2 separate regions of the Mus musculus genome follow, and region 2 is linked to region 1. The links are chromatin loops, found by intact Hi-C in ENCODE. Cell type or tissue: heart. All regions are shown on one strand.

Region 1 (2,500 bases):
ATGGCTGTCTTACGCCTTTCTCTCTCCCTCCCCCTCCCTTATTTTATTTTTCAAGATAGGGTTTCTCTGTGTAGACTGGGCAGTCCTGGAGCTAACTCTTTAGACCAGGCTGGCCTCAAACTCAGAGCTCTACCAGCCTCTGCCTCCTGAATGCCAGGACTAAAGGTGTGTGCCACCACACCTGGCTGTGTCTCACAAATTCATTAATTCCTATGCTTGTCACCAGGATTCCTTTAAAGACATAGAAAATGGTCATTTATAAAGCCAAAAACCAATCATCGGTAAAGCAGATGTCATTCACACCCCCCACCTCCAGTCTGGGACGTGTGATCACCTCTGCAGATGAGATGAACGGCCCTGGGTGGTGGCCGTGGTTTGGATGGGCGGCAGAGTGAGAAGACTTAGCTTGCCCTGTTCCCCCTGGGTAGTTTGTAAATTTTGTCCTGTGTGTTGGCTTTGGGGGGGGGGGTGTCCAATCATTGATTGTTTTGAGAGAAACGAGGTTGGTTTATGGTCCCTCTTTCCAGGACTTAGGGGTTGTTTATAGTCATCTCACGTGATGTGGTCACTGGAAATATGCAAAGCCTTCATTTGCCTCCAGAGGCATTATGGCTGACAACGCATTATGCCAGCAAGTCTACAGCCATGCTAAGAACACTCACCCCTTTCAGAGGATGAAAAGAGGTGGTATGTCCTGATGGGTCACAGCCAGGTGAAAGTATTCATATGTGACCAGGGGGGGTGTCTTTATATGGTTTCTACTGCTCTGATAAAGACCAGGACCAAAAAGCGACTTGGGGGAGTAAGGGTTTATATCAGCTTAATTATAGTCCGTCTGGAAGCGAAGGCAGGGCAGGAGTTCAGGCAGGAACCTGGAGGCAGGAGTAGAAGTAGACTGTGAAGGAACACTACTCACCAGCTTGCTCAGTTACTTTGTCTGACATCCCAAGACCACTTGCCCAGGAGTGACATCGCCTACGTAGAGGTGGGTTCTTTTATAGTTTTCATTAATCAAGGCAGCGCCCCCTACAGGCCAGTCTAATGGATGCAGTCATTCTCTCAGTTGAGGCTCTCTTCCCAGAAGACTCTAGCTTGTGTCATGTTAACAGAGGATCAAGCAAGACAGAGAGAGGTATAAGAAGATTCCGTGACAGATGGTGCGTGCCGCCTGTTAGCAGTATTTCTCAAGGGATGGGACTGTTTCAAGTGTGGGCATCCTGGGCTCTCATGTGCCTTGAAACGGCCGGCCTTCGAACCCAAAAATCCAGGAAGGGTCCCCTGCTACCCACACAGAAGCCATTCCTGCTGGTGATTCATCCCACCCTCCCCTGCAGGATAGGTAGACTCAGTGTGTGTCTACCTAAGACTTGGCTGTCTCTCAGTGCAGACACTGGGCCAGCGTCTCTGCTCTGGGATTTGGAAGGGCTCGCCATGAGCGTTCCTTTTGTGAGAATTTCCAGCTCTGATCAGGAAATGGTGACAGTTCGTGACTATGGAACCACCAAAGAGCACTGTGCAGTTAGGTGAGACTGAGAAATCGTGTATCAGACAAGAACAGTGATGACCCTGTGTGGTGGGGAGAGACAGGATGTCTGGGGTGAGGACTATGACAGAGGTGGCTCTCTAGAAACCGTCCGTCCCCTGCCTGTTTCGGTTCAGAAATGACCAGCGGCATGACTGTAAGGGGCAAAATGGGCTCCACCATCCATCTCCACGTGGTCCACCAGATCTATGCTCCTCAAATTAATATAGTCCAGAAGTGGTTCTGCCAGTTAGAGCAATCTCTTTATCCCAGTTGTGGAAAGATTGAGTGAGAAGCTATGGGCCCAGCATTCCACGCCTAACCAGACACCATTGGATGCTTATCCAGTCACGGCAGGGCCAGGCACTTCCTGGTGTCAGGCTGGTGGCAGCCATGTCCTGTTGTGTGGGGTGTCTCTGGGGGGAGATTGGAATGTCGGGGTAGGCCATGAGAAGTCGAGGTCCCCAGATATCTCACTGGGGAGGAAGCCTGGGTTTATTTTTCAAAAGGTTTTTAGCTAACCATACATGACAAATATATACAGTTCCCATTGAAGGGAAATGAAAGGATTTTTTAAATATATATTTTTGCCGGTGCAAACACACCCTGTTTGGATTTAGGGGGATAGCATCTGGGCAATGAACAGTAGCCAAGGCCAGCCGAGAGGCTCTAGAAGAGATCTGGAAAAACCGTCTCTGAGGGAGCCGTGTATTTGGGTTAGCTCTCCACTGTGTTCTTCGCATTTCCTGCGCTCCTGAGTTGCAGGCTTGCCATAGCAGACTTAAGCAAAGGGCAGCGTGTGAAGAGCCGAGGGGAGGTTCTTGTCTGCAAGACAGGACGAGCAGAGAGGTGGGCTGGATCTAGACAGGACTCTGGAACTAAGATGGAGAGGACTCTAGAAAGGGCAGGGAAGAAGGCTCACTGTCCAGCCCTGGTCTGCCTCAGGGAACAAAGGATGGAAACCTGCCTGGGATGCCT
Region 2 (2,500 bases), 58 kb before region 1:
ACACACATTTTGCCCAACGTACAACTTTCTCATCTTTTTCCCCTAAGGGGAACCCGTGGCAGATCAGCCTGGAGCAGCTCATCCTGCATCTGCCCTCTGCTTGGCTTTCATTCTCTGTTTTTGTTTCATTTCGGGTCTACTGAGTGCTGAGATTAAAGGCCTGCTCCACTCTCATTTCACTCAAAACAGATTGCGCTCTTGCTTAGGCAGGCCTCAGCCTAGAACAGCTAACTGCCAGGCTGGGAAAAGCTCAAAAAAAGCAGTAGCCAGCTTTGGAGCACCTGGGAACTTGGGAGTGAGGAAGAAAAGGGAAGTTATCCAAGGGTTTAGACCAGAGATGCTAGAGTCTGATGAGGTCTGAACCCTAGATCTCCCTCTGGGCATGCACATAATTAATGGTGGGTGTGGTAGTTGGAATGAGAATGGCTCCCATGGTTCATATATTTGAATGCTTGGTTCCCAGTTGGTGGAACTGTTTGAGAAGGATTAGGAGGCGTGGCCTTGCTGGAGGAGCTGAGTCACTGGGGTGGGTTTTGAGGTTTCAAAAGCCCAAGCCATTCCCTGTGAGCCGTTTTGGTCTGTCTCCTACCTGTGGATCAGATGTAAGCTCTCAAGCTGATGCTCCATCACTCCTGCCTGCTGCCCTGCTTCCTGCCTTGCTGACCATAGACTCTGCTACACTGTCCCCTAAATTAAATGCTTTCTTTTTCAAGTTGTCTTGGTCATGGTGTTTCTCTGCAGAAGAGGAGAAGTAACCAGGGCAGTGGCTAAATTGCTAACCTCCTCCGACTTCCTTTGAAAGACTCCCCTAGCATCCATCAGTGGCTGGGTTTGCTCTCAAGCACGGTAAACAAACAAACAAAAATAGATACAGGGACTGAACAAGTATCTGGGTGAACTGTAACATTCTGAGTTGGGCTCACAGTGTATGCTCTGCAGGTGTTCATTGTCAAGGAAACTCTTTAAGATGATGTTGTAGAAGCTAGAGAGATGGCTCAGCCATTGGGAACACTGGCTGCTTTTCCAAAGGACCTGGGTTAGATTCCCGACGACCTACATGGCAGATCACAACTCCAGGTGATCTGATGCCCTCTTCTGGCCTCCACAGGTACTGCACACACACATGGCACACCAACATGTATGCTTGCAGAACACCAATACACATAAAATAAAGAAAATACTGGCTTTTCACACCCATGATCTGACCCCACAATACTCAGCACTAATGAACCATAACCAGGACTGTGAACTATTCACCTCTATGGGATCAATGTTTCCACTTTTTACCCTATATATCATCCCAAAGGCCTTTTACTGCCCAGTGAAGACTTTCTCCCCATGATCTAATTTATGCAAAATGCAAGGTTGGGTTTCTAGACAATAGGAACTGAGCAGAAGAAATTTATTACCATGCTCCCTGCCATTGTCTCTAGACAATCATTCTGGGCCGTGGAAGGATTTCCCACATAGTACTTCAATGTCCAGCTATCACACTGTGTCCTGTGAACAGGAACTCACTTTCCTTGCAACAAAAATTTCCAGTAAGGTCCATGGAACATTGGCCGGCTTTAAGGCTGTGGTCGAGAAGACTAACTGGCTCTTGCAAGTGACTTCCCAATGACTTCTGCAGGATAACCTGGCACACAACGCATCTGCTCCCATCCCTATTCAGTCTGCAAAAAGGAAAGCCATTAATGACACTTGTCCCTTTCACCTCCCACACTGACCTGGGACCTGGCCATTTTCTTGCGCTCCCCCCACCCCCACTCCCAATAACACCATGCCACCTAGCTGACACAGAAAACCAAGGGTATAAAGTGTTAATGGTGCACACAGCAGTTCACGGGATGCCGAGGTGGGAGACAGAGGCGGGAGAGATTTCAGGGGTGCCATGCTTGTTAGATCGTGGGCAGTGCTTGCCTAGCGGAGGCTGGAAAGAGTATTTAAGAGAGGTGGCCAGCAGCACTGTAGGTACTGAGAGTTCTACCAGCGCTTAGCAAGGGAAATTTGCTTCTTGGCTCCAGAGCCTTCCTTCCCGAGTTGTCTGCCAAAGGGCAATGGGAACAAACTCGAGGAATGTGCTCTGCAAACCTGGGAGAGGCCAAGGACTAGCACCTGGAAGGAGAAGAGCCCCTGGGGTCATGGCTGCGTGTCCCAGCACAAACCCAGGAGCAGGAAGTGAATCAATGAAGGCTCCCAGGGATGGTGGGCAGGAGGTGCCCGGGGTGGTGGATGGATGGGACAGCCTCTAAAGTGATGGCCTGCAGCAAAGCTGCAAGCCCTGACTTCAGACAGGCAGGCAGCATTTAATAACAGCCTGCCAACATGCCAGTGAGTCAGTCTAAAGGCACGGGAGGGCGAGCATTGCAGCTCCAAGGCCCAGCCCACAAGCTTCGCTTTCCTTGTCCATCTGCCAGGAGCCTAGGGCCTGGGGTGCCTGCTGGCTTTCTGCTGCAGCTCAGAGCACAGGCATTCCACTCTTCAAGAAGCTGCAAGGGTT

Evidence for each region. A loop is a pair of places that touch in the nucleus more often than their neighbours do. Peaks named below come from ENCODE experiments on the same cell type or tissue, not always from the same donor. Only the 100,000 strongest peaks of a DNase experiment are listed, where the experiment ranks them.
Region 2: it touches region 1 in a loop (2.2-fold over the local background); 4 of 42 quality-filtered maps call a loop at or near these places.

Annotation. Positions count from the first base shown.
Region 1 is chr5:148,385,259-148,387,758 of GRCm38, reverse strand. All of the region lies in intron 1 of Slc7a1 (solute carrier family 7 (cationic amino acid transporter, y+ system), member 1), which reads left to right. Among named protein-coding and RNA genes, the nearest start is that of Slc7a1, 13 kb to the left of the region's middle. In heart, a CTCF peak has its summit at 1,030 (motif pointing left); no DNase peak of the experiment used is centred here; H3K27ac peaks cover 296 bases.
Region 2 is chr5:148,443,758-148,446,257 of GRCm38, reverse strand. No RefSeq gene overlaps it. Among named protein-coding and RNA genes, the nearest start is that of Slc7a1, 45 kb to the right of the region's middle. In heart, a CTCF peak has its summit at 1,092 (motif pointing left); a DNase peak (open chromatin) is centred at 2,367; H3K27ac peaks cover 554 bases.